Linked DNA regions of Homo sapiens: regions 1 and 2 are each linked to region 3. The links are chromatin loops, found by intact Hi-C in ENCODE. Cell type or tissue: transverse colon. All regions are shown on one strand. Links, peaks and the distances in the headings refer to the core of each region. The heading gives the core; the rest is flanking DNA. Region 1 overlaps ROR2 (receptor tyrosine kinase like orphan receptor 2). Region 2 overlaps ROR2 (receptor tyrosine kinase like orphan receptor 2). Region 3 overlaps ROR2 (receptor tyrosine kinase like orphan receptor 2).

Region 1 (9,882 bases), core at 761-8,760, 120 kb before region 3:
ACGTGCTTCTGCACCTAATGGGCTATCATCGTTCCTGACCGAATGACTTTGTGACAACCTCACAACACCACAACTTGCCTTGGTGGTGACTGCCAACCCGATATGGCTGGTGAATGATCACGGTCGTGCGCCCTGCAACATCTCCTCGGTGCCTGTCCTGAGTCATTCTTTACATAAAGGCCTTTTCGGTTTTCACCTGGTGCAGGCACCCTTGCACCCCAGCTAGATGATGAGCTCACCAGGCAAGGTCCCTGTCCTCGTTAGTTGCCTGGATTTAGCTGGAGGAGCAAGAGAAGAGGCCACGTGGCCTTCTGGACCATCAGAAAAGAGATTCTGAGAGGAGATTCATCTGTCCTGACTCTTCAGGACTTCAATATATTTTTCTCCTGAATATGAGGACACTACTCTAGCCAAACCCACACGTCCTCCGTTTGGGTAAAATGCTCTTAAGTGTGCCCTACATGACCATCAAGAATGTCATCCGTATGACAGGCACAGTGCCCTGACTTTTCTCCGCTGGACCTGGGTCATTTTCACTGTAAAAACATCACAGAGTGGCGAGGTGAAGCCAGAGGGAAACTCAACCCTTGGGTAGATGAGTAGGGGAGTAGTGATTTATAAGCTTCTTTTAGTTTTTTGATACTTTTTAAAGAGAGGAAAACATTTAATATGAAACAAAAATTTAAGTGTGGCTGGTATAATGAAATGACACATTCAATATCTAGTTTTATCCATGTCAAAAACACACATGACACTCTAGAAGCAAAGACTAAATATAATGTGGTATCCTGGTCAGGACCCTGGAACAGAAAAGGGATATTAGGTAAAAACTAAGGGAAAATGAATAGTGTGAACGTTAGTCAAGAATAATGCACCCGTATTATGGGGCAAATGTACCATGCCAAGGTAAGGTGTTAACAATAGGGGAAACTGGGTGTGGGGTGTGTGGGGGCTCTATGTACTGTCATCACAACTTTTCTATAAATCTAAAACTAAAGTAAAAAGCTTACTGAAGAACAATTACACATTTCCATCACCTTGTTCAATCCCTTAAAACCAAGGCTCACAAGTAGAACTGCATAAAACATTCTACCTCCAAACACTTATACTTTTCTTTTTTTTTTTTTTTTTTCGAGACAGAGTTTCGCTCTTGTTGCCCAGGCTGGAGTGCAGTGGTGGGATCTCAGCTCACTGCAACCTCTGCCTCCCGGGTCCAAGCGATTCTCCTGCCTCCGCCTCCCAAGTAGCTAGGACTGCAGGTGCCCACCACCACGCCCGGCTAATTTTTGTATTTTTAGTAGAGGTAGTGTTTCACCATGTTGGCCAGGCTGGTCTCGAACTCCTGACCTTAAATGATCCACCCACCTCAGCCTCCCAAAGTGCTAGGATTACAGGCATGAGCCACCGTGCCACCGTGCCTGGCCAATACTTTACATTCTTAATGATGCAATCCCTGGTAAATGGCCTCAAAGCCAAGTATGCACCCTAACCCTATGAACAGAATCTGACACAGATTCACTGGATTTAATATGTTATTCAATGATTTATACAGCATGCTGGCAAATATTTAGAAATTAAAACATTTTGGAAAATGTTGGATTTTTCAGCTGAGTCCTACAGGAATTGTCATTGGCATGGAGACATCAGCTCTTAAGCAGGAATTTGTAGCATATTCTTGGAAGCACTTTATGAATGTCTTGTATATTCCAGGCTGAACCAATTGGTGTCTACAGAATGGCCAAAGTGAAAGGGTTCACTGTTGATAGGGATGATGCCCGGTTGCTGTTAAGAGAGTCACATCAGGCCTGCAATAGCTGGAGGTGCAGATTCTGAAGAATTAGAAATTATATAACCAGGCCAGGCACAGTGGCTCACGCCTGTAATCCCATCACTTTGGGAGGCCAAGGCGGGTGGATCACGAGACCATCCTGGCTAACACAGTGAAACCCCGTCTCTACTAAAAATACAAAAAATTAGCCGGGCATGGTGGCAGGAGCCTGTAGTCCCAGCTACTCGGGAGGCTGAGGCAGGAGAATGGCGTGAAGCTGGGAGGCGGAGCTTGCAGTGAGCCGAGATCACGCCACACTACTCCAGCCTAGGCGACAGAGCAAGACTCCGTCTAAAAAAAAAATGAAAGAAAGAAAGAAAGAAATTATATAACCATCAAACAAAACTCTTCTGAAAACCTTCTTTCAACACAGACCTCTGATGTGACATCTTGATTTATGGCATCAACAAGATAAGATTAATTGGGCTGGCGTGGTGGCTCATGCCTGTAATCCCAGCACTTTGGGAGGTCGAGGCCTCGGGTGGATCACCTGAGGTCAGGAGTTTGAGACCAGCCTGGCCAACGTGGTGAAATCCCATCTGTACTAAAAATACAAAAATTAGCCAGGCGTGGTGGCAGGTGCCTGTAATCCCAGCTACTTGGGAGGCTGAGGCAGGAGAATCACTTGAATCTGGGAGGTGGAGGTTGCAGTGAGACAAGATGGTGCCATTGCACTCCAGCCTGGGTGACAGAGCAAGACTCCATCTCAAAAAAAAGATAAATTTATATCTGCAAAGTAGCAAGCACGTCTGTTCTGATTCCAAGGCTCTACCTCTAGTATCACAATCATTCTCTCATTAACAGCAGTCACACCATTAAGCAAGCATTTATTAATGAAGTTTCACCTATGCCCTTGGATTTGAGTCCATGGTGCTATTCTGGTTTTGATTTGCGTTTCTTTTAAACATGCTTTGTTATTCAGACTGTTCATCCATTCATCTCTTCACCTGTTGATCTGAATCGGTATGCTTACTGTGATGCAATTAGATGCAGTCTTCAGGATGTTCAGACAACTTCAAAGCAGCCTCTTTTTAATTAGTAAGGGTATTTTATTCACCAGAGCTTGGCATTCTTGGATTTGGTTGTCCTCATGTGAAGGTATAATTTGCAGGATGTGTTTAAGAACAGAAGTCACGGCAGGGAAAAAGCACAGCCTGAGAAAGTGACGGTGCTGCAAACCAGACACCCCCTGAATGAATGGCAAGGACAGATTTCACAATGAGCTACGCTGCGAGCAAGCTCTGTGCACCCACTGTCCCACTTGCACGTGCAAATGTCACTCATGTGTTCCACAACAACTACTCAGCTCGGCAACACGTCAGATCGAAAACACCCATGATGCTAGAAAGGCAACAGTTAAGGAAGAAAAGTTAAAAATTGGGAAGGAGCAGCGTATAAAGTCCCGAAAGGGTAAGGCCATTATTAGTCTGGGACCTGGGTCAGGAGAAGTATGTCAATAGCAAAGAGCCTTGAGACTGTTTCGGGGAATGCTCTTACTAAGACACTGCACCCTGTGTTTCAATTGCAGCTAGAAAACCAAACAGCATTCCAGGTGGGCTGCCAGTACCTAATTGGTAGTGGTCTTAACAGTCTGTAATTTTTTATTTTCATTATTTCTAACTTTGAGTTGAGTAAATACTAGCCTCTGTTCTTATATTCCTTCAAGGGCTGGCTTAACTCTACTTTGGAAATAGGGAGTTAAAACTCATCAACTTGAAAATGGAGTAACCGTTTCACCAATTTGAACTTTGCTGTGATTCCACTTCTAAAGCAAACGTATTAAACCTCCAAGTGAGTCAATGTACCAGCCCAACTCCCTTCAATATTGCCTTCATAAAGCTCTTTCTACTTTCTGTCTCTGACAGCCCCCAGAGCCCCCAACAAAAGCCCACTGTCAGGGGCCAAAGGAATATTTAGGTGAAGGGGGAGAGAGGCCACTCAGGCAGCTGAATTGAGGCCTTTCACAGACCTTCTCTCTTCCCAGCATCCACAGCCCTGGCAGCGGTGAGCCTGGCCGGGCTGGGAGGCCAAATGCCGCACCTCCACCCCCACCAGATACAGTGAGAAGGTGAGGTCCCCTCCCTGTGACAGGGAGCTGAGGCTTGCTTTCTCTTAAGTGGCTGCTTGTTTCTGCACCAAAACCAGCAGAAAAGGAGCAAACAGAAATGCTAAGTAAAGGCTCCAGGTTTATTGTATCTTTTCATCTAGTTTCAAGGAAGTAGCTCTTGAATATTAGTTACTCCCATGCATACAAAAGGTTACTTTGTCACCTTGAATCTCTGGAAAGTTTTTAATTAAAGGGAGGGATGTAAAAAAGAAAAAAAAAACACCCTGATTAGAAAAGAAACTGCATTATCCTTTGGCAGCAAAAGCAGATGTCTTCCATTTGCTTAAGGCTTTTCAGGGGTGTCCAATCTTTTGGCTTCCCTGGGCCACACTGGAAGAAGAATAATTGTCTTGGGCCACACGTAAAATATACTAACACTAACGATAGCTGATAGCAAAAAAAAAAAAAAAAAAAAAACCCTCATAATGTTTTAAGAAAGAAGTTGTGTTGGGCTGCATTCAAAGCCGTCCTGGGCTGCATGTGCCACGGGTTAGACAAGCTTGCTTTAAGTTAAGGCCAGGTCTGGAGCAGGCTCCACCTCCATCAACCAGGAATCCAGGTCCCAGGCCATGTAGCCAGAGGCTAACCCAGAGGGGGTTCAAAAGCAGAAGATTCTCTGGTAGCCAGAATTTGCTTCAGAGTCTTGGAATCAAACAGGGGTAAATGTCTGCTATGATCACAGGAAGTAGCAGTGATTCTTTTTAAGGCAGCTTCTGTGTTGGTTTCCTAAGGCAGCCACAACAAAGCCGCACAGATGGGGCAGCCTAAACAATGGAAACGCCTTGTCTCAGTTCAGGAGGCTGGAAGGCCAGGATCAAGGTGTCAGTAGGGCAGGTTCCTTCTGCGGCTGGGAGAGAGGATCTGCTGCAGGTCACTCCTTGCTGGCAGACCATGGCTTCTCCTTCCATCTCCTCATTGTCCCTCCATGCACACCGTCTTTCCGTCCAAATCTCTCTTCCTACAGGTCACCAGTCCCATAGGATGAGAGCCCTGATGACCTCCTTTTACCTTAATTACCTGTGTAAAAACCCGATCTCCAAATAAGGGCACATTCTGAGACACAGAGGACTAGGACTCCTGTGTTTCTATTTTCAGGGACACAATTCAACCCATAAGGGAAAGCATTATTTGTCTTCAAAACTTAGTGCTGACTTGAGAATGACACACACAATGGCAAGGCTCAGCCTCACAGTGAGTGCCTCGCTGAGAAGGGATGGATAGGCTCTCTGGGCTAAGTACAGGTGTGCTGGGACTGCTCGCATGCCCAGGAACTGCCAACTTGTTAGTGACTCTAGTGCCCCAAACCCCTCCCTTCTGAGGCCAACTCTCACTTATATGGAAGCCACCTCCAACCCTCACAGCCATCTGCTGAGACCGGCAGTCCTCCCACTTCACCCCTCCAGGGTTTCAGCTGCAGCTGCAGCCCCGCCCTAGGCCTAGTCTTGTGCCCAAATGAGCTTTTCAGCTCTTACCTCCTTGGCTGACATTTCTTTTTCTCATAATATTTACACCAATGCCACTCCACGGCTCTGCGAGCCTGGAGGGCACACCAGGGATGGAGGTGGAGTTGGCCTTCTGCAGCCTGACTGCTGTGGGTAACGACCCTATTCAGCATTCACACAGCCCCCATTCCACGCACATCGTGCTCACAACCTCCCCACTCCACTGCCCACGTCTGGATCTTTTCCTGCCTCCACCCGCTTGTAAGTCTGTCCTCCTCCCCAGTCCTCTGAATGGAAAAGCTTTCCCTCTCTTTCCATCCTGACTCCTTGAGGGCTTGCTTTAAATAACACCAGAACACCTACAACTCCCAAACCACCTGTCCAGGCCAGACCGCTCCCCTGAAAGCCAACTCAGAAATCCCGCCACCTGCTCACACCTCCACTTGCATGTCCAGGAGACACCATGCTTGACCTGTCCACACCACAGCCCGGCCTCCCGTTACACACCTGTGCCCTGCGGAGCTGCCCAGCTGCAACAGTGCTGATTCCACCCTGCTCCCAGCTAAGGCCACAAGGCTGGAGTTCGTCTTGACTCCTTTCCTCTCAAATCCCACACCCAATCCATCACGAAATGCTGTTTGCTCTATCTGCAGAATGTATCAGGACCTGCCCTGCTAACATGCTGTGGGCGACTGCAGCACCCCCTGGCCCCCACCTGCTCTCCATGCAGCAGCCACAGGAAGCCTCTCAAAGGGGCTTCAAATCCTGTCACCTACAAAACATGGGTGAAGTTCAGATGCATCAGGTGGGGTGCAGGAAGCCAGATACAAAGATGCGTGCTGTGCAGTTCCACTCACACTAAGTTCAAAGGCAGGCAGACGTCATCCGTGGTGATGGCAGTCAGAACACAGTTGGCTTCAATGCCTGGGTGGGAGCAGGTTGCTGGGAGTTGCTGGTGTGGCTGCTGTTAGTGGGTGTATATACCACGTTAACATTCATCAAACTATACACTGGCAATTTATGTACTTTTGTAGACGTAAATTACATTTACAAAGTTTACCGAATTTTTAAAAATCTTTCTCATACAACACTACATCCTTGAGCAAGGCCCTCCCTGGCCCTACTCAAAATGTCAAATACTTCCCTCCACATGTACACACAAAGTCCTAACCTAACCACTCCCAACTTGCTTTTCTGTTTAACTTTTCCCTTAATGTCTTCCATGAGGTAACTGGCTGTTTATTTTTCTGTCTCGCCTTCATGGGGCCAGGAGATTCTATCTGTGTGCTCACTGCCAGCCCCAGCACCTGAAGAGCAGCATGCAAGTTGCTCATTAGGTGGATGAATGAATGAATGAATGAATGCTCCTGTACTCAGTACTTTCCAGCATCTTCCCACTTGCTCAGAGGAAAAGCTAGCTCCCTTCACTAGCCCTACACACATGGACATGGGTACACACACGTATACACACACACACACAGAGTTTGCTCCTGGGGTGGCCTCCACTCCTCATCTCTCCCTCCCTTAGCTCCAATTCCAGCTGCTCCCCTGCAGTTTGCATTTATTCTTTCCTCTGCCTGGAAAATGCTTCCCCATATGTGCATGTGGTTCGACGCCTCACTTGTTTCAGGGTCCCTGTGCATATGGTTCACCCCTCACGTTGTTTCAGGCCCCTGTTTCAATGTGAGTTCCTACACAAGGCCTCCCCTGGACAACCTGAAGCCTACTTAGCCCTACTCTCAGACTGCTGTCTTCCTTGCTGTATTTCTTTCCAGAGCACTGTGTGTGCACACATGCATCTGGTTCACCATCTGTCTTTGCATCAGAATGAAACTCCAGAGTCTAGGTGATGGTGGTCTGTCCCACCCCTGGAATAGAGCCCAAGATGCACTAGGCACTCGAAAAATATCTGATGAGTAAACAAATACTTTGGTGACCACCATCATGTTCATTTTGCACGAGGAGTCTCTGAGTTTTGGCTCACTGTCTGAAGGCTGGGGCCAGGACTCATATCTGCTCCAGATGTGGGGTGGTGCCTGCTACACCAGAGGCCAATGACAGTGTCACAGTTCAGAGCCCCTGCGACACGGCTCTGTGGCCCTTGAGATCTGCTGCAGGGCATGGGCTCCTGTTCCTCCACAACACTGGAGAGCACTGACCTGCTCCACTGGCTTTGAACCTGAAATGCCCCGAAATTCTCCAGGAACTGTGGCAGGCCCAAGGTTCCACAATCTCTCTGACAACATCCCCTTTTACATGTGCATATATATCTTTACAACTCCAAAGAAACTCCCATAACTTTAAAACTCTACCATACACTACTCAACCATAGAAAGAGCCAACTGATACAACATACACACGACAGAAGTGTCTCCAATACATTTCACTAAGTGAAAGAAGCCAGACTCAAAAGGCAATATAGCTGGCACCCGTGGCTCATGCCTATAACCCCAGCACTTAGGGAGGACCACTTGAGCCTAGGAGTTCAAGACTAGCCTGGGTAACATACGGAAACCCTGTTTCTACCAAAAAAAAAAAAAAAAAAAAAAGCCAGGTATGGTGGTGTGCATTTGTGAACCCTGACACTCCACAGACTGAGGTGAGAAGATCGCTTGAGCCTGGGAGGTTGAGGCAGCAGTGAGCCATGATCATGCCACTGCACTCCAGTCTGGGCAACAGAGCAAGACTCTGTCAATCAATCAATCAATCAATCAATCAATAAGTAAATAAATAAATAAATAAATAAATAAATGGGCAATATACTAGAGAATCCACTTCCAGAGTGGCAGAGTGATATCTAGGATGAACTTGCTCTCTGCTGACACCAACAAAAATATGAGGTGAAAATTGTCTGTTCAAGGGAACCTGCTGAACCTTGATAAGAAGGTGGGTCTGTGACCAGTTAACCTGGGCTACTCCCACTGCCCCTCCCTCCCCAGCTCAATGGTGAAGTAGCCAAGGCCACCAACCTCGCAAACAGTGAGAGACTCCACTTGTGGAGCTCTGTGAAAAGTACTGGCCCCATAACAGAGTCAACATTTTGTCTGGACTTGCAGCACTCTGGGAAATCTCTAGATTCGCCTCAGAACTCAGCTGGGGGCGGAGGGGTAGGGAAGGTGGCAGATGGCAGATACCCCTGGGGCATTATGAAAACAACAGCAAACTGCTGGCAACCTCAGCTGCCTAGAGCTGACTATAACTGCAGTCAACATGAGCCTGACCCTGAATTTAAAATGAAATCCTAAAGAATTAGAGGAGCTACGGAACTTCAAAAGCTCTGACACACTCCCGGGGAAGGGAAGAGGTTGTATGCATGCTCAGAAAAGACCTGGGACAGGAGAGGACACCACAGTCACTCCTCTCTGGGTGACAATGAGACCCTGTGCAATCCGGAAATGAAAGCTGAAGCCGTCTTTACAAACTCCCTGAAGCTGGACAGCATGTCATCTCCGTCTCATACAGATCTTTGATGAAAGGTGTCAGAAACACAGGCAAGGCATGTATGGAAAGGAAATGTGAACAGTGACTGGCTAATTATATACAATTATACTGGCTCAGATGTGACCCCACAGAATCCAGGGTTTAAAAATAAAAAGAGGCTGGGTGTGGTGGCTCACGCCTGTAATCCCAGCACTTTGGGAGGCTGAGGTGGGTGGATCACTTGAGGTCAGGAGTTCAAGACCAGCCTGCATAATATGCTGAAACCCCATCTCTACCAAAAATACAAAAATTAGCCATGAGTGGTGGTGGGTGCCTGTAATCCCAGCTACTCAGGAGGCTGAGGCAGGAGAATCACTTGAACCCTGGAGGCTGCAGTGAGCAGAGATCAGGCCACTGCACTTCAGCCTGGGAGACGGAACAAGACTCTGTCTCAAAATAAATAAATAAATAAAATCTTTCTTTTTATTTATTTATTTAAAAATTAGCAGATAACTCAGTGGTCACACATTACAGGAAATACATAAACCAGAGAACTAGTCAAGGAAAGCTGCTAAACTAACAGTAACGAGGCAAACACCATCAACCATCAAATAAAAAACAAAAAGAAAAAACACAGCATCAACAACAAACTTTGAAGGGTATGGTGATTTGCTACCTGAATTGTCCAATTTTTAACAGAGAATCACAAGACATGCCAGGAAACAAGAAAGTATGTCACATGCACAGAATGGGGGGGAGAAAGTGGCCAACAGAAAATGTCCCTAAGAGGCCAAGATTTGGGACTTAACAGACAAACACTTTATCAGCACCACATGCTAACCAACTGAGCTAACCAGCCATACAACAAAGACTTTAAATAGGATGTTATAAATATGTTCAAAAAAATAAAGAAAAGGATATGTGAAGAATTTTAAATTACAATAACTTTATCTTCCTGAATAGAGAATAGTAATAAGGTGATTAAAAGCATCAAACAGAAATTCTGGAGTTGAAAGTGCCATAAGTGAAATTCACTAGACAGACTCAACAACAGATTTGAGCAGGCAGAAGAAAGAATCAGTGAA
Region 2 (9,882 bases), core at 1,134-9,133, 62 kb before region 3:
GACTGAGGTCGGCTGTCATGTGACTGACTTTAAGTAAGGGAGATAATCTTTGATGACCCAGGTGGGCCTGGCTCAGTGAGTAGAAGGCCTCAAAAGCAAAGCAGCGGCTTTTCTGAGAAAGAGGAAACTCCCACCAGGGACAGTAGCCTCAGCGGTGCCCACAGTTCCAGCCACCCTTCCCTGTGGTCGGCCCCATGGATTTCAAATGCGCCTGGTCAGACCCAACAACCAAGTAAGTCGATTCCCTGTGACAAATCTTTTCATATATATCTCCTACGAGTTTTGTTTCTCTAGTTGGACCCTGACAGGTACACTCCTCAAATCACCCCAAAACAATGGAGAGAAACAGCAACTAGAAATACAACGTCCATCTTGGCAGAAATCGGGGCCTCCTATAGCCCCAAACCTCAGTGGAGGGGAAAGGAGGAAGAGAGATGCCAAGAGAAGACGCTGCAGTGCCAGACCTGAGCCCTGCCCAGGTCAGCACAGCCCTCCTGGGTAGGAGCCCACCAGCAAGTCAGGATGTGGTACACAAAAGCAGGTGAGGGGCTCAGAGTGGGCTCCCCTAAGCCCTGCAACACCCCCAAAGAGGGACAGGGAAGGTGGGCTGAGAGACAAAACACCCAGGTGTTCTCTGCCGAGTGGGCAAGAGGCATGGCATCAGGGTGGCTGCAGATGCGTCACCACGACACCAACCCACAGACATAAATGCTTGGGAGGGAGGAAGGACCCCCAAGGCTGCTCAGCTGCTTGTCCATCCAGCCTGCCGGATGCTCCCGACGCATCCACGCTGGGCTCCAGCGTCCTGCTCTGCACTTCTGCAACAGGTCCTCATCCTGCCACCCCCAGCTGGGTGTCCAAATGGCATGCCGAGTGCACTGTGCCTGTATCGTGACTCCCAGCTTTGCCCCAACCGCTACTGTCCCTTTCCCAGCAAATGGCGGCCATGTCCTTTCAGGCGCTCAAGTCAAATCTCTTGAGGTCACCCTCAACTGATTCCAAGACAAAGACAACTCCCAGTCCCACCACCAGCACCGCCACACGCCAGAGCCGTGCCCCCCAGGCCCCTGGAGTAGCTGAGCACTCCTTTCCATGCACATCCCTCAATGACCCCCTATCGAAGAGAAGCAGCCCATGGCCAGCGCACCCTGCAGACCTGCATGCCCGCCTCGAGCTGCCTGCACTCCTGCCAGCCTCCAACTGATCAGCTCTGCTCAGCCCCCGAGAGCTCCCTGGGGCCTCAACACGCAGAAGGAGCTGTCCTGGACATCTGCTGGAGCATCCCCTCTGCCCCACGCAGCCAAGAGCAGACCCGAGTCCTGCTGCAAGACTCAGCTTGAAGGGATATGGAGGGAGGGACGTCCCCTCACTGTGTCTGAAAACAGCTTTCCCCAGCCCAGTGTTCAGGGAAATCTGAGGCATATTCGAGCCATGGGATTTCTCTTTGTGTTCTCTCCCCCAGCCTCAAGCACCCACAGGCTGAGGTCAGGGATGGTTCCAGGGAGGACACTGCGTGGAGAGTGGGTAGGCCGTCCCCCTGGGCCTGCAGACTGTAAAGCTCATTCCGGCTTTTGTTCCAGCTGACAAATGGAAAGTAAAAACAGGTCTCGGGTTCCAAAGTACATGATCTCCATGGCAAAGGTCAGTAAATCTATCTTGTTACCCAGAGAAAAAGGCACAGCCTGGCTCAGGAAACAAGACCAGAAACTGTGGGCTACGGGAGCCCACTCAGGTCCTGGCTTTCCTGAGCATCGCTGGGTGGACTTGCCCAGAGCCCCAGCTGTGTTTCATCTCCTCCCTTCCCTGTGCCACAGATGCCCAGGACCACGTCCCCGCGTGCAAACCCACCATCCACAAGTCATTTGGCAGCTGCTAACTCAACACCAGCCCTGCTGGAGGACAACCATGTTTGTGGTTTATTTTTTAATGCAGACACAGAGCAAACATCAATCCTGAACTCAGCCTGGCATGAATTTTCCTTTATTTAACTCTAGCCATGGCAGAAGACATATTCTCTACACCTTATGCATGGAATAGCTGGGACAAAATACCCCACCAGTCCCGTCGTCAGCAGGGCTGCTCTGTGACAGCCATGAGAAGCAAAGGTCAGCGAGATTCATGCAGACACACAGCACTGAGAAAGGGACCCATCTATCAAAACACTTAAGATTCCAACATGAAAAACCTAAGTGGAGTCAAATTGTCAGGACCTTCTCCAAAGGTATGGATCCCAAATGAGAGCTCTTGCGATTTTAAAGCCGAGCAAAACTGTTGTCCTGAAACCAAGGAAGGTGTGGCCCATCTGCACACACACAGGTTTTACCTAAAAGTTCCAGTGAGCTTTTGACTCCTGCAGAGCTCAAGATAAACACAGCTCCAATAAAACCCGATAGCATGGGCTCTGTTCAAGTGAGACCACTTTACAACTTGACCAAGCACTCTGCCAGGAAATGATTGCTTTTCCAGTCCAGCACAGGAATGCACCCTGCCTTATGTCTCTGGGCACAAACGTCACTGTGGGTGGGTGGGCCAGGGATGAGGAGCCTGAGGCCAGGCATGTCTTACAACACATGGTGATGGAGCTGAAGATGCCTAAAGAGACCCCTGCAGACACAGCCCCTGCAGACACAGCCCCTGCAGTCTTCATGTGCTGCCCCCTTGTTGGAAGCCTCTCTCCACAACCTGCTGCCCCCTCACCTCCAAGGGTCCTGCACCAATCCAGCCAGTTCACAGCAGTGCCATTTGCTAATGGAAGCAAAGATGTGCCTCATGAAACAAACATGCTAGGCCACCCCAAAATAGCCTTGGCTCCTCTGTCTTAAAACACTTCCATTTCCGTGGCTTCTTTAAGGAGACATGTACAATTTCACCATGACGGTTGCACTGATTTATGGGCTCCATTGCTCTCTTCTCTGCACACACACTGCCCCCAGCCCTCATTCCATATACTGGAAAAGCAGAAGGAGCAAAAACAGCCTGTCAGAGCCACTGGGGGCTGCCCTGACATGCTCAGAGTTAAATGTAGATTGGAACTCTCTCCACGGCCCTGCTGCCCCATCCCTGATCCCCATCTCCTATGAGTGAAAATGTTCCCAGTAAGGCTACCGACTCATCGCAGTAAACTCAGGAGCCTGCAGCAACAGCAGTGAGCATCTTTCCATAAGACCTGTAAAATCATTAAAATGAACTAAATCTCTCCAGGAAGACCAGCAGGGGTGGGAGGGAAAAGCTACCACTACTTGCAGCTGCAGGAGGCGGAAGGGTGCACCTGTGGAGCTCAGGGGCTGACTGGTGGAGGCCAAGCCACCTGCCAGCCTGGGAAGGTCTCCCACAAAACCTTTCTCAAGAAGACACCACAAAAACACTCTCACGAGATGTCTCCTCCACATGTCCGCCTTTCACTTCTATAGTAATTGCTTAATTTCTGGGCGCTAGGACAACGCTTTTGTGATCGTCACTTCCCTACCTTTCTGTATAGCTTGAAAACAGCTTTCCCCAGCCGTGTTTGGTAAAATCCAAGGCACATGCAAGCAATGAGGTTTTACTTCCTGCATTCCCCCGCTAAACAACAGAGTTTGGTTTCACCTATTTTAAAAACACACAAAACTTTGCACATGGAATCCCACCATGCTTCTCTGTGGCCTCCTTCTTTCCTTTGTCATCTGGTGGTGGGATTCACCCACAGTGTAGCTTGTGGGTGAAGTTCATTTGTTTTTATTGTCGTATGGCACTTTGTCCTGGGAAGAGGTACCAATTATTAATCCAGTCTGGACCAGGCATCATGGTTCACGCCTGTAATCCCAGCACTTTGGGAGGCTGAGGCGGGCAGATCACTTGAGGTCAGGAGTTCGAAGCCAGCCTGGCCAACATGGTGAAACCCCCTTTCTACTAAAAATACAAAAATTAGCCAGTCGTAGTGGTGCGTGCCTGTAGTCCCAGCTACTTGGGAGGCTGAGGCAGGAGAATCGCTTGAACCCAGGAGGCAGAGACTGCAGTAAGCCAAGATCGCACCACTGCACTCCAGCCTGGAAGACAGAGTGAGATTCCATCTCAAAAAAAAAAAAAAACAGTCTGCAGCTGATGGATGTTCAGGAGCAGCAATGCTAAGAAAGCCCAGGTCTCCTCTGTCCTCTGGTGCGACAACGCAGCTAACTGCCTGCCCCTGCCCCACCCCCGGTCTGGGGGCTGTGCCAGCTGATGTCAGCTCTGAGGGTGGCAGGAGGAGCTGCGGCTCACAGGATCCTGCATTGGGGCGAGTTCTGGAACTTCTTGAAGCCTTGGTTTTTCCAGGCTGCCCAGTTATGAATGGCAGCTCGCTCCTCCACCTCTGCCGCCTGGGCAGTGGCCTCAGCCAGGTGCCAGGCAGGAACCCCTCAAATCACACAAGCCCTGTCCATTCAGTCTGTCTGCTATATTCCACTTACTAGCTGCAGATTTTTGTTTGCAGCTTTGGTCAATGGTATATACCATGTTTTTCTAGAGGAAAGAAATTACAGTAATTTAAGATTATTAGATTGGAAAATCATCACAAGAAAATAAAATAATTTTTCTTTAAAAAAACTGTATTCAAGGAAAACAACTTTAAAAGTTCACTCGAGATGTGTACATGGTAATAAATGGTTCCTTAGGAATTTCTGTTCTGCATTGCTTACTGTTTTTTTTTTTGTTGTTGTTGTTGTTTTTTGAGATGGAGTCTCACTCTGTCGCCCAAGCGAGTGCAGTGGCGCGATCTCAGCCACCACGCCCAGCTAGTTTTTTGTATTTTTAGTACAGACGGGGTTTCACCATGTTAGCCAGGATGGTCTTGATCTCCTGACCTCATGATCGGCCCGCCTCAGCCTCCCAAAGTGCTGGGATTACAGGCGTGAGCCACTGTGCCCAGCCTGCTTACTGGTCTTAAAACAAACAGCCATGTCATGAGATCACATCACATCCACTATAAAAAACCAAAACTTGTAACAATAAAAAAATCACCAAATATGACTGGCTGAAACTTAGCTGTTTAAGAAGGGAGGCGGGGAGAAGCCTTGCCATATTAAAACAATCCCCCTGCTCTTTGCACTTTATGAACACTACCCAAAGGTAAGCGATCTTAAGGGGCTTGGGGAAGAAGGCCAATCAATTAAAGGATCAGCAGTTATTCTCAAAGCCATCTCATAAATTTTTCATGTCCCAGTTGTCTCATTTTCAAGATGTTTAACGTGTTTTAAAAGGAGAAGACAAATTCCACTTGTGCATAAGAAAATTTCTTAATGTCCAGTGTTCTTAGATTGATCTACACACATTTGGCAAGTAGAAAAAAATATATAGTTTTAATCACTGTTGTAGGTTTTTTAATTTTAAGCTATAAGGTAGAAGTAAAAGAATAAGGAATGTAGGCTACAGCGCCACGTGTTCACACATTCTAAGTGGAACACATAAAAGAAAAAAAATCACCGAACCATACTTTTCTTTTCATTGTCGAACTGCCACTTTAAATATGTATTTTAGGAAAAACAGAAATTACCCATACTCCCCCTACCCTCACAAAACTAGTTTCATTTTTGCATGTTGACGTCTAGCTTTTACTGCCTTGTCTGGGAGTTTATTTAGGGATTTACAGTTTATTAGGCAGTTAAAATCTTTACCGTGTTCCTTAACCTGGGCATACCTTATGTGTGTAATTCTCCCTCTGGATCCTGAAAGATGTGTTCACTGCAACTTTAAGAAGGAAAAATCGCCCCTTTGAAATGCTCAACTTAGCCTATTAGCTTATAAAAGCAAATTAAACCAGGCACCACCAGGCCATTTCTGAACCAAGTGAGCCACTCAGACTATGGATTAACCTGAAGGCCCCGAGAGCTGGGACCAGGGCCAAGTGCGCACACAGTGTTGAGTGAAGGGCTGAGACGCCCTTCTGCATCTCCTGCAGCCCCTCCCCTCCTGGCACCTGAAACATTCCTGACTCACCAGTCATGCCACGCCTGGTCACAGCCGCTATCTTTTCTCTCCTTGGCATAAGCTATCTTTTGTATAGACAAGACACGAAAACACCCTGAGATCGGACTGCGGGGTTTCATTCCGAGTTAAGATCTCATCTTCAGAACCCTCTGCTTCTGATGTTACCACTGGGGAATGGGTCCCTCACCAGGCTCGCAGGCAGCCACCCCAGCATGGCTGTCTCGGCCCCTTGGGAATAGAGACCCCGAGCACCACGGCCGGCGCAGGAGACCCCGCTGCAGTCGGAAAATAGGATCTCTCCCGTTAGACCCTTTTTAAAAGAGTAAAGGCATTGTGTGTCCAAGCATTAACCATGACAGATGTTATGAGTTATCGTGAAACCCAGCATTCATAAAAGCAGTGCTCCATTCTGGAGTTTTAAATAAACGGGCACAAAGAACAAGAAAATCGTCTTTCGGCACACAGTAGAAGTCTGCTTCAGCAGAAACTAGAGAGAAGTTCCCGGTGGACTCTAAGGGAGAATTAGATAAATTTCAGTTTGGGAGAGAGGGAAATCTAACAACGGAATCCTGGGCAACGAGTCAAAAATGGCATTAAAATAAAGACACAAAAAGCACACACTACACAACATGCAAGGCCCTCCGCACTGGCTACGCGCAGGCACATAGCAACACAAGCGTGGGATGACAGCAGCTTAGGAAAGAATTCACCAATTAACAAGATGAAGGGGTTCTGGGGGGCAGCAGGAGGCTGGGTGTATTTCGTGTTTACCAAAACACCTCCTCCAATATCCTGGCCTGATTCCTGGTGCTGTCAGATCGGGGGTGTGTGTGTGTGTGTGTGTGTGTGTGTGTGTGTGTGTGTGTGTAAGTACAGGCATGTGTGCCTGTGTGTATATGTGTGGTGTATGAATGTGGGAGGGGTGTGTCTGTGTGTATATGGTGTATGTGTGTATGTATGTGGTGTGTGTTGTGAGTGTGGGTCTGTGGGGTGTGTGTGTATGTGTGGTGTGGGGTGTCTATGTGTGTGTGTATATGTGAGGTGTATACGCGTGAGGATATGTGTGCACATGCTGTGGGTATGTGTGGTGCGTGTATGTTGTGGGGAGGTATATGAGTGTGGTGTGTCTGGTATATGAATGTGAGGGAGTGTGTTTGTGTGTTTCTTTGAGTTTGTCTATGGAAGTATGTGGTATATATTGTGTGTGTGGTGTGAGAGGTATATATGTGGGGATACATGTTTGTGCATATGGTGTGGGTGTGTGTGTGTTGTATGTGGTGTGTGTGTGCTGTATGTGTGGTGTGTGTGGTATGTGAGTGTGGCGTGCATACATGTGTGTCTGCCTCTCTACTGGGTGATGTGTCCCGGGGGAGCCTCGGGAGCCAGAAGTCGGTTTTCTCCACCGACACTCCTGAGGGTGATCTGTTTAATACAATTCCCCTTCTCAACCACCTTTTACTTGGGGACACCCCACCAAAAGTGCACCCCTTTCTTTTCATAAATGTGTTTCTTTCCATCACTCACAAAAGGCTCTGGTGATGAAACATCCCCACCTGCGTTGCCCACAGCGCTGTATCACCCCACACTGTACTGGCCCCCGTTCCCTGGACTGCCCAGCATTTCTCAGGGAGAGCCTCACCCTGCCCGGGAAATGCCCACTTCATCTGGCAGAGCAGAGAGTACCTGGCTGCTTAAGGGGCACTCCCGAGGCCCCGCTGTCCTGGGAGGCACATTGGGAGTGGGTAGTAGAGGAATCAGAGCGGAGGGACCCGGGAGAGCAAGGACCAGCAGCTGCACAGGAACACACGTGTGACATTAAAATGCCACAACGGCCCGGGATAACGTTACCCGTTTCTCTTTCTCTTTCTAACCTTCTCTTCTTATGAATGAGGAAACCTGTAGTTCTGCAGTGCACTGAAAACCCAGAGCCTTCCAGTGACAGACCCCAGACAAGAACAAACACTTCCAAAGGCACCCTCCAGACGGGCCCACCATACCCAATTGCTTCAAGGAGGCCTCTGTTCATTAAAATAAACCCACATCACTGAGACAGGAGAGATGTCTGACGTTTTCTTTCCAGTTTTGATGCCAGCTCCCCTCTTTCAGGCCTGGGGCCACATGCAGCGAGGCTGGATCCCCAGCTGGGGGCCTTCCTCCTGAGCTGGCCATGCTCCCTGGCCCTACAACAGCACCGCCCATACTTTCTCAGTCAGTATCTGCCCAGCGCACAGGGAATGAGGAGAGACAAACACACCAACAACCAAGACAGGTGAGGCGGTGATGGCCAGAACCAAATGCCAGCCTGGGTGACTCTCTCAACTGTCTCCCAGGCAGGCCTGGAGCATCCAAATCCCCTCTGCGTGTCCAAATGAGATAGCGGCAGCCCCTTGTTCCTACGCAAGGACCTGAGATCCACACCCCATGCTCCAGCTCTGTTTCATTCTCTAGCCATTTCATTGCATGCATTTGTTGTATCCTATACATGTGAGACCATTATAGATGTGTGGTCATGGGCTGTATGCATTAATGGCATGATTTGCAAGACTGTGTCCAACTACCAAAGACAAGCTGAAACAGCTCCTTATATGTAATACAGCAGAGCTTGTGCACCCACAGCCAAATCATAGACTGAAACAGGCATCACGTGGGTCCAGTCTCATTCCCCGGCCATTGGCCCATCAGTTGACCGCCCTTGAGCTCACGTATGCTCCTTTTATCCTCATTTTACAAAGCAAAACAAAGCACAGAATACAGAGGGATCTGCACGGATGACCTGGAACTTTGTGGGTGTTCACTCCCAGAGTGATGGAAGTGATTAACACATTAATAAATACATGAGTCCACGGAAAACTCAACATTTTCTAGAGTTTGACCAGGAGCTTTTTAAAACTCACAGCAGTCCCTCTTCTAAGCTGCCACACCAACACTTTAAATGCTCCTCTACCAATTCATAAATTCTCTTAGGTCTCGGAATGTGGCTTCTGCCTGAATGCCCATGAGACTGCCCCTAAAGTCACAGCCAAAGCTGCAGTCCCTGACACAGACTGGCAAAGGCCGGAAGCTCTTCAAAGTATTAATTTTAAAAGATTATTTTTATTGGTTTAAGGTGATAATGTTTTAAATCTAACCATCAGGTGGTTTGCAAATGGGTGAGGTCTGTGAAAAAGTCTGTAAATGTGTATTTCCATGCAAAAGCTGGTGCTCAGCAGTACAGCCCGGTGGGCTCCTGAGCAGCCTCCCTCGTCCCTCTGCCCTCCACACGTCTGCATGACCTCTCCTGGGAGCAAGCTTTGGCAGGGGACTCCTTCAATCTTCAGTGCCCTCGGATGCCAGCCTGGTGGGGTTTGCACCAGACCTCCCTGCCATCCCCACTGGGTTTCCTCTTCTTAGACTGTTTCTTATATTAATGGCACCTCAACTGCCAGCAGCCTATGCATTTCCTCCACATTCTGTGCATGGCCCTGGCAGCCACCATGAGAGTCATCTCTGTCTGCATTTTCCAAAGAAAAGACAGAATGCCTTACCCAAGGCCAAGCAATGAAGTCAGGGCGGGGAAGGATGTGGACCTCTGATGGACTCACCCTGCCAGCCCCACCCACCAGCCTCACCAGGCCAGGCTTCCAGTAACAGGACTTGGATCCATACTGCCCCTGTGCAGACCCATGCCTGCAAAGCAAGTGCAGAATAAAGAAGAGAGAGAAAGAGAAGTAAGGAAAGAAAGGAGAGAAAAAGCATAAAGAGGAGAGATGGTCAAAAGCAAGTATCTTCAAGAAATGGACAGCAGGTGAAGGAAGGAGTTATTTTCCTCATCCCCTAATTACTCGAGCATACTCCTGATCCCCAAGTGTCACAAACATCTACTGTCCTGATTACTATTACTGCTGTCAAGATTAGGAACAGCCAACACATGTATGCCAGGTGCCATGCATGTGTTATCTCCTT
Region 3 (9,882 bases), core at 831-8,830:
TTAAACTGAACATTCTCACAGAGAACTTGTGAGTGCCCAAAATATGCCCAGAACTATAGTTTTAAACATCAGATGCCCTGGGCATTTCCATTGTTATTCTTGAGAGTGGAGGGGAATTCTGTCCTTTCCAGTTCCTTCAGTATGCTTAATTATTTCTCCCCTGAAAGTTCCTCCTATCCAAAACACTGATGACACCAAATGCTGGGAGGATGTGGAGCAACAGGAGGTCCCATTCACTGCTCATGAGAATGCAAAATGGTACGGCCACTGAGGAAGACAGTTTGATGGTTTCTTACAAAGCTAAACACACTCTTACCCTATGTTCTAGCAATCACACTCCTTGGTATAAGGAGATGAAAACTTATGTCCACACAAAAACCTGCACAAGGATATTTACAGCAGCTTCATTCATAATTGCCAAAACTTGGAAGCAGATGTCCTTCAGCAGGTAAGAGGGTACACAAATTGTGGTACATCTAGTGGATGAAATATTCAGCACTAAAAAGAAATGAGCTATCAAACCATGAAAAGAGATAGAGCAAACTTAAATGCCAATTGCTAAATGAAAGAATCCAATCTGAAAGAACTACATACTATATGATTCCAACTATAAGACATCTAGAAAAGGTAAAACTATGGAGTCATGTGATTGCCAGGGATTGGGGAGGAAGGGATGAATAAGTGGAGTACAGAAAATTTTTACGGCATTGAAAAATATCTGTATGATACTATCATGGTAGACACATATCATTTTACATTTGTTCAAACCCACAGAACATACAGCACCAAAAGTGAACCCTAAGGTAAACTATGGACTCTGGGTGATAATGATATATCAATATAGGTTCATCAACTGTAGAAAACACACCACTCTGGTAGGGGATGTTGGGCAGGTTACAGGGAATATGGGAATTCTCTGTTCCTTCATCTCTATTTTGTTGTGAACCTAAAATGTTCTAAAAAATAAATCTATTTAGGCCAGGCACGGTGGCTCACGCCTGTAATCCTAGCACTTTGGAGGCTGAGGCGGGCGGATCACTTGAGGTCAGGAGTTCAAGACCAGCCTGGCCAACATGGTGAAACCCCATCTCTACTAAAATACAAAATTTAGGCGGGCATGATGGCAGATGCCTGTAATCCCAGCTACTCGGGAGGCTGACACGGGAGAATTCGCTTGAACATGAAAGACGGCGGTTGCAGTGAGCCGAGATCGCGCCACTGCACTCCAGCCTGGGCGGCTGAGCGAGACTCTGTCTCAAAAAAGAAAAAAGAAATACATAAATCTATTTAAAAAAATGACTCTACTCTTAATTGGTAATTCAGGCATTTGGTGATACAGGGAAGCCAAGGTCCCTCCATGTCACCCGCGTGCCAGTACCTCCCACCAGACACCTGTGGCAGCTGAGACTGCTTGTGTATCAAGAAAACTTGAGCCCATGTCACAATCTTTCAAAAATATTCAAACAGCCTCCATCTTTGACAAATGCCCAAGGTTAATGTTGCAAAAAAGGATGAAATCCATAGAACACATTACTGGAAAAGTTTTCCAAAATCTGTCTTCCTTCCTCTAGAAGAGAAATTCACGCAGTGCATACAATATTGTGAAGATGAAAAAGCAGCATCACCCTAGACCATCTCTCCTTAGACTGCGTGTCCTTCCTTGCCAGTGCCGCTCCACTGGGTATATTTGTAGCCCTGACTCTGTCTTGGCTGAACATCAAAGATGCAATCTTGGTTCCCCCGCTTCCCCACAATGCTGTCCTCATCCAGTTTATCTTCAGAAACACCACTTTAAAAACAACAGAATTAATTCTCCTCAGATCCCTATTTCTCCTCACAAGGTGATCAGATTCCAGGTTTTTCCTTCGGCTTCTGGAAAGATCTCACCATATCCGGATTTTGCGCAGCCAACAGAAGTGTGAATAATCACTTGACAGTTTCTTATACCTCAAAAGTGCCTGCTCACATCAGCATGTTTCTTACTCTCTCTGCTTCTGGTTCCCATTAGAGAAATTGCCTCACTGGACACCAAGAAATAAGAGACTTATCTGCCCCCTTCCCCTTAAAGTTTAAACTCATAAACTAGATGGGAGAAATGTTCACATGTATGTTGTAATCCCTTTTAAACTTACTTCTAAGGGCACTTTTTTTTTCATTTGGGCTTAGAACTGATTAAACAAAACAATGTTCTGTCCAAACCTGCATTTTTCTTATTACTTTCTAATCATTTTACCACCAACATAAAGGCCTGTTCTTTTCCAACACTGGGCTCTTTAATCATTCCTGACAGGCCTCTGCTTTCTGCTTGGCCAGGCCCCAGCAAACACCGTTGGGCTCCACCGCCCTCGGCTGCTCTCCCTAAGTCCTCTCTGCCCGGTAACACAGCTCATTTAAAGAGCGAGTGGGAGCAAAGGGAAGGAAGGGGAAGGCCCATGCTCCTCGTGAAAGCTCCTCTTCCGTGTTCGGTGCAATGCAGCACTGGCAGCTGGATGCACACGTAGACCCCGTAAGTGCATAGGAAGCACGGGTGGGTTGTGGAGCCCCACCCTTCCCCACACAGCACTGTGATCAGAATAACTGCTCCCAAATTAAGGGAAAGGCTGGGAGTTTTCGAGTCCCATTAAACTTGATAGTCAAGCTACTTATTAAAATTAGCAATTAAACTTATACAATTTAATTTTCAAAGTGAAATCAAACATGGTCTCTTGTTTTAGGCCAAAATAATCCCAAAGGGGAAGCAGGGAAGACATGCCTATCCCACTTGTACAGAGGAAAGAAGGTGATCCAGGTCTTCTGGCATGTTCTCCTCTAAGGCATTGCCAAAAGTTATGTGGTTAGTAAACGTTATAATAATAGTCTCATGGGGTTGGTGATAATGTCAATAGTTAGTACAACCTTCCATGGCTTTAGGAAAATTTTGTCATAAGAACAAAGTGATACTGGGTGATGCTCTGACCAAAGAACAGGATTTGGAAGTGGGTGGGGGGGTATTCCAGGTGGGGGGAACCACCTGGCCAAAGGTGTGAAGGCGAGCCTAAGATGTGGGGTGAGCTTGTGGAGCAGAAGACAGGTGGGCTGAGGACAGGCTTCCAGGCCCAGGGGCATCTCACAAAGGGGCCTGGGGAGGCTGCCTCACTCCAAGCCTCACCCTTCTTTCTAAATAAAAACACTCAAGAGAAATAAGTGGGATGTCCACACCAAAGTTCCAAAGGCAGCCCAGGCCCGGTCACCAAGACTTCCCTCCCTGAGGACGGGTCTGCTTCTGAGGGAGTCCCTGTGTGTATCATTGCATCCACCTGAGGATGTGTGGTGAGGAAGGTGGACATGTGGACAGAGAGTGCAGTCCCCCTGCCTGGAGCCACAGAAGGTGAGACTGAAGAGGAAGGGAGAAGGAGCACCAGACGGGCCACCCACAGGCTCCATCCTGACCTTGCCACGGCGGGGTCCACACACCCCGAGAACCCCTCGGGCCACACCCCTGGGCCTCTCTGACTCCCACAAGCCTGTCTACAATCACTGATCCCCTCATGGTCACCGGTTCTGGAAAGAAAGTCTCAAGTGGCTTTGCCAATTTAGTGAAGCATCCGTTATCTGGTTCCTTCTCTGCAAATGAGTCTTGTGTCCAGAGCCTTTCTAACCACTTCCATCCCAAACTTCCCTCGGAGGAAAGGTGACCTGTGGCCAACTAAGAGCCCAGAGTGACGACAGCTGTCATCTGGATAACACCATGTGGCTGGCACTGTGCTTAGTGCTGGGTGCATATCCCATGCCCCAAACCTCACAAAACCCTGTGGGGAGAGAAGTGGTGTCCCCGTTTCAGAGATGGACATTTGAGACCCAAGATACTAAATGATCTGCCCAAAAAACACACTGGAGAGCCAGGATTACAACCCCAAGACGTCCTACAGAACCCCACCCCTTTATTCATGACAACTTTATGGAGGTGTGATTTATACATGACAAAGTGTTCCCATTCAAGGGCAAGACAAACGTACAGCCAGGTGGCCAGCACAACACAGAGCCCCACTTCCCCAGGGAATGAGAACAATGAGGAAATGCTAGCAAGGAGGGCATCTGCCCAGAGATGCCCGTAAATCACCAACTCTCACAGGACTTTAAAAGGACAATCTTGTTTGCAAAGCTGAATTTAGATTACCCTTCTCCTGACTATTAGTCACAAGGCTGACTCCAGCCCCAGTGCAGAAGGAGACGCAGCACAGAGCAACACATGATGGCAGGCAGGCCCGGCTGCCTCCAGAACGGGCATGACCAGGTGCTTTCCACGCTTGGCACACAGCTGAGCAAGGCCACAGTAACTCCAGGAAACTGGAAGAAGCCTCAGACACCCGATGCCACGTGGCCTGAGCATCTTCTTGGTCTTCACTCTGATACTGTTCTGATGAAGCAACAGCAGAGGCTGCTTTCCAAACAGAGAGGGCAGCGGAAATGGCAGCCCGCTTCAGCACGTGTGTCAGGACAAACAGCCGCCAAGAGCTGCCTGAGCCCACCAGGTGGCCTCTTCCTGTTCCGCTGACTCCGGCCTGACCTCTGTCCTCCAGAAACACATGGACCGGAAAGGGCCCCCAGGGGGTGCGGGGGATGGCAGAGCAGGAGTGTATCTTGGAGAAAATGCACAGGAACTCATGAGGCAAATAGGTGGCATTATCTGCTGGGAGCCTCTGCAAAGGGCGACTGCAGACACCAGGCCACAGCTGAGGCTGGGCAGTTGTGCAAATATTTGGGGAGCAGCAGACAGAGCAGGACCCAGCACTTATACCATGTGTGGGGCCCCAGGTCAATGTCCCCTGCTTGGCCTCTTTCCTCTTCTGTCAAAGGAGACTATGGAACCCTGTGTCCCTCCTGTGTGCTGCATGTGAACACCACCCTACCAGTCCCGGTGCCTTCAGGTGCACACATGGGGTAAAGAGGTATAGGCAGATACACCTGGGGAAAAAGGTCTGCTTAAGAGCTGAGCAGCAGGAGAGCTGGGAACTGGCACTGAGCAGGTGGGCAGGAGAGAACAGAGCCTCCTCCGTCCCCAAGGAGAAAGATGGGGAGGAGGGGGCAGCTGGGACCAAGTTCCTCAGAGTTCCCCACGCTCTGCCTGACACCTCAACCCTTAGACACACACACCAGGAATCTACACACAAGCACACACATATACACTCACACACAAACGTGTGCACACAACACATGCGCCACAATCCCCACATGCACTCACACGTACGCACACGTACACATACACCAGGAAACTGGTCGCAAACACACACACACAGGTGCACTGTGCATACACACACATACACATTACATATGCAACACATCTGCACACTCGAACACATACATCCACCAGGAAACTAGGAATATGAGACCCAAGTTTATTAAAGTATAAAATCTACATTTGACCTGTGAATGCAGGCTTGATAATTTAGTAAAACATTAATCGATAAGTACCTAGAGACCAAAAGAATGCCAGCCTGGAACCCACTAGATGCACTCACCAGTAAGATAAGTTTTAAAGCCTGCAAACTGACAGACAGCAAGTCAGCAGGGCTCCAGATAAGCCTCCCTCCAGTGCTGGGCAGGCCCCCAGATAAGCTCAGGATGCAGCGGGTCCCCCAGGGCCGCCAGGGGGTGGGGGGCAGGGCCCCAGCAGCCTCGCATCCAGAGGCCCAAGCGCAGAAGCAGAAGCAAACTGGACGCCGCAAGGGGCTGCAGGAAGGGCAGACGGCAGACGCAAGTCCTCCAGCTGCCTCCCGCACAAGATGGTCAATGACAGCGGCTGAGAGGCACAGCAGGCAGCCGACCCTGGCGCAGGCCCCCCCACGCAGGGAACGGTGGCGGCGCGGGGCAATCCTCCGGCTGCCTGGAGCAAGAGAGGCTGGCAGGGACACGAGGGCGCCGGGCCTGCACGTGGGACCCGCAGGAAACAAGAAATGAGGAAGGCACCGCGTGGCATCCAGAACATTCAAAAGCAGCCAAGGAGGCGGGAAAACGACAAGCTTCTGGAAGAGAGTGCTGACAGTGAACCAGGACAGGCCCCAGGAGAGGACTCCTCGCGGGGCACGTCGGTTCCATGGACTGGGGGCAGCTGGGCCGCCAAGGCCACTCCCACCTAGAGTCAGCACTTGTCACAAAACCACAGGCTTAAAAGTCCTTCAAATTGTCAGGACCATTAGACCCACTTCACACCTCAATTCTGTGCAAACAGAGGCATAGGTTCCAGCTTGAAGGGAAAAAAATAATAAGCCAAGAATGCACATCTGTTTTTAAGAAGGAAATCCATTATTAATTAAAAAGAGCAACTAGGAAGCAAAGTTCTGGGAACTGAAACACACATCGTTTAATCAGATACTGGACTATAAATCCCTTTTCTGGGCAGATTGTTTTTTAAGCTGAAGGGTTTTTAATGTGTACTACGAGGAAGCTGCACAAGGGGCCCCTCAGCTCAGCCAGACTGAATCCAGAGCCAGGAAGGTCGGGCAGAATCCCCCTCCACTCCACCATCCTTCAACTAGAGAAAAGAACTGTCTTGTAAAACTGTGTTACTTGACAGCCCAACTATATTCTTCTGAAATGCAAACTATACTATAAATAGGTATACTATGTTACATGGTATGTATAACACATAAATTATACAGCATATTTAGTATAAGTTAGACTATCTCCAACTGTACCCATGGGAAATGCAAATCTGCATGTCAGTAGTTTGTGAATGTTTCTGATACCTGTGGGATATCATGAAACACCAATAACTAGGAGGTAGTGATAGTTTACTAGTTGCCTCAAGTATAATCAAACCAACAGTGTCCTTCCTCACTGGCTTATCTTCCCACCCACTTAGAACTAAGATCTTTGTTTTCCAACAGGAGAAAAGGCTCACGTCATTTCAAATGTGGGCTCAGTACATTATCTGCCTTCTACAGGGGGTTAAAAATAAAAGTGCTCTGGGATGGGTGTGGTGGCTCATACCTGTAATCCCAGCACTTCGGGAGGCTAAGGCAGGCGGATCATCTGAGGTGAGGAGTTTGAGACCAGCCTGACCAACATGATGAAACCCCATCTCTACTAAAAATACAAAAATTAGCCAGGCATGGTGGCATGCGCTTGTAATCCCAGCTACTCAGGAAGCTGAGGCGGGAGAACTGCTTGAACCCAGGAGGTGGAGGTTGCAGCGAGCCATGATCTCACGAATGCACTCCAGCCTGGGACTCCATCTCAAAAAAAAAAAAGAGTGCTCTGAAAAAAAAAAAAGCAAAAAATAAAAAGGAGCTTTGTTTATTTTTCCATAGCTACTGTGTGAGGAAAAGTCAGTTGTACCTTTGCCAGGTGTAGGTGGGGGGGCCTACCCTCAATTCTGGAGCAGCAGGCCAACAGAGCCAGAGGCACTTGAAAAGAGGCCATTCGCACAGAATACCTCCCTCAATTCATTCAACCAGTCCCAACATTTAATCCACACAACGGTTAACATTCCTATTTTTCAGATGCAGAAACTGGGGCTCATGGAGATGAAATATTTAGTAACTCACAAGGGCTCCCCACCACAGATGACGGCCTGATTCATCTAAGTAGTCAACAAGTAAGAGATGCATACTCACACAACAAAGAAGAGGAAGGAGAAACAATTATTTTTAAAGGTTTTCTCAATTTTCCTTTAATTCTTTCTTCATAGTAGAAATATCTCATTTCTAAACCAAAGCTCAATTTCTATCCTCAGGTATCACAAAATGAAGTAAACTTCCCCTTCGCTGTCAGGGTCTTTTCCCTTCTTTCCCTCCAGGAAACCCAAATCCCAGGCCCTCCATCACCTCTCCACCAAGCCCACCCTGCTTGTACCTCTCACAGCCAGGGCCTTCCCACGCCTCAGGCCCCTACTGAAAACAGATCTCAAAAGCAGTTCCCGATGGGGAGCTGGGTGGTCGTGGCTGTGAGCCGCCTGAGACCTCCTGAACTGCCAAGGATCTCCGTTAACACCAAGGGCCCTCCTTGGGCGACCCTGCCCCCACCCCCAACAGACACCATGGGGCCCTCCCTGAGACATCCAGCATCAGTTGGAGAGCTCAGTCTCAACTGAAGCAACAAGAAAGGGACACTGTTAAGCTCACTGTAAGAAGAAACCGCTTCATCAGCATGGAGTTAATATGTAAACATTTTATCTGCACTGGCAAAACAAATGACTATTTAAAAACCATATCCTTAGGAATGGAAATCTGACACATGCTGCAACATGGATAAGCCTCGAAGGCATGCTAAGGGAACCGGGCCAGTCACAGAAGGACATAGACTGCATGTTCCACTTCTACAAGGTCCCTAGGGTGGTCAAATGCATAGAAACAGAAGGTAGAATCGGTGGCTGCCAGGGTCTGGGGGAGGAGATGGGGGAGGCATTATTTAATGGGTGCAGAGTTTCTGTCGGGGATGATGAAATGAGTTCTGTGGATGGCGGTGATGGTTGCAAAACAATATGAATGCATTTAATGCCACCAAACAATACTTATGATGGTAAATTCCATGATATGCATATTTTACTATGATAAAGAAAAAAATACATATACTTAAACAAAAGCAAATAAAAAAAATACATGTTCTCCCCTAAAGTATGAGTGCATGGAAAATTAAAACTGCCACATCCAGAGAGCAACAGGATTTTTTTTCTGTGCCCCTGACTGCAGTCGGCCCAGGAGGAACCCAGATAGATGCTGCATGGAGGGGTCTCAGATGCCCACACCCCAACCCGCTGGCTTCCCCTGCCCAAGAAAGTCTGGGAAGGGTGATCTGCTCCAGTTCTTCCCATCGGGCATCAACTCACTTCTACAACACAAGCCCCCAAAATAAATGGAAATGAGGCTGCTGGAGTGGTCTGTGGCCCCAAGAAGTCGATTCGTTGTGTCTTTTTTTTTTCTCCTCAAGTCAAAACTTAAGCCATTCCTACATCTCCAAATTCTTCCATGGAGTATTTTCAAGGCAGACACTTCTGGAACAAACAACCCCAACCTAAATATTTTCTGTAAAGGGAAGAACAAAGATTTTCTCCTAAACCAGCCCCTAAGTCAGCAAATGGGAAGTGGTTTCCCCACATTCTCAACATCCCCAAAGGGACAACTGCCCACCCCTTCCCGGTGAGCATTCGACAACTCTGTAGACAAAGAGGAACAAAAACAAACGCAATTGGCTTGAGACGGGGTTTACTAGGAGCTCATAAAAATACCTCAGACTGGGGTCGTGGAGAGAGTCCACGGCAATAAAATGCCCATACTTATTTTACGTATTTAAAGGGATATTGCTGCATTCTCAAAACAATATCCATTTAATTTCCAAAAATACAGTCAGTGAACAGCTGAAATATTTTTAAAGGAGAGTGGTTTTAGATATTCAAAGAAACATGTGAACCATCCCACAAGGTAGGAATCACTGCCCTGACAGGTCATCCTTTTTTTTGATTTTTTGTTTTTGTTTTTGTTTTTTTTTGGGGGGGGGGACAGAGTCTCGCTCTGCCGCATAGGCTGGAGTACAGTGGTAGGATCTCGGCTCACTGCAACCTCCACCTCCCAGGTTCAGGCAATTCTCCTGCCTCAGCCTCCCGAGTAGCTGGGATTACAGGCATGCACCACCACACCCGGGCCCAGGTCATCCTTTTTTAACCACAAAGCCAGATTTGGCACCAGGGATCATGGAAGGATCCCGGGGTGAGGAGGTTCCTCAGATCAGAAACTCAGAGCTCCCTGCCTCCATTGTGCCTTGTTCACCTGACCTGAGGATGCCACAAGTTTAGCGGGTGGAGCCCACTGCCCTCCTAGCACCAAGAGCCCAAGAATGTTCCAGTCAGGCGGGCTCAGTCCATAAAGGGCTGGAAGGCCCAAGGGCTGGGGTAGGGAGCGGTAGGAC

Evidence for each region. A loop is a pair of places that touch in the nucleus more often than their neighbours do. Peaks named below come from ENCODE experiments on the same cell type or tissue, not always from the same donor. Only the 100,000 strongest peaks of a DNase experiment are listed, where the experiment ranks them.
Region 1: it touches region 3 in a loop (4-fold over the local background); 12 of 110 quality-filtered maps call a loop at or near these places.
Region 2: it touches region 3 in a loop (3.0-fold over the local background); 3 of 110 quality-filtered maps call a loop at or near these places.

What each region holds. Positions count from the first base shown.
Region 1 is chr9:91,778,255-91,788,136 of GRCh38, forward strand. All of the region lies in intron 1 of ROR2 (receptor tyrosine kinase like orphan receptor 2), which reads right to left. Among named protein-coding and RNA genes, the nearest start is that of MIR3910-2, 150 kb to the left of the region's middle. RefSeq lists an enhancer at 3,891-4,390. In transverse colon, for the core only: no CTCF peak of the experiment used is centred there; no DNase peak of the experiment used is centred there; H3K27ac peaks cover 1,853 bases.
Region 2 is chr9:91,832,488-91,842,369 of GRCh38, forward strand. All of the region lies in intron 1 of ROR2 (receptor tyrosine kinase like orphan receptor 2), which reads right to left. Among named protein-coding and RNA genes, the nearest start is that of ROR2, 110 kb to the right of the region's middle. In transverse colon, for the core only: no CTCF peak of the experiment used is centred there; a DNase peak (open chromatin) is centred at 5,864; H3K4me3 peaks cover 732 bases; H3K27ac peaks cover 6,857 bases.
Region 3 is chr9:91,894,587-91,904,468 of GRCh38, forward strand. The region is part of intron 1 of ROR2 (receptor tyrosine kinase like orphan receptor 2); the gene reads right to left. Among named protein-coding and RNA genes, the nearest start is that of ROR2, 51 kb to the right of the region's middle. RefSeq lists enhancers at 1-520, 3,886-4,500, 4,361-4,655, 4,501-5,114. In transverse colon, for the core only: no CTCF peak of the experiment used is centred there; DNase peaks (open chromatin) are centred at 2,365, 4,095 and 5,935; H3K27ac peaks cover 7,952 bases.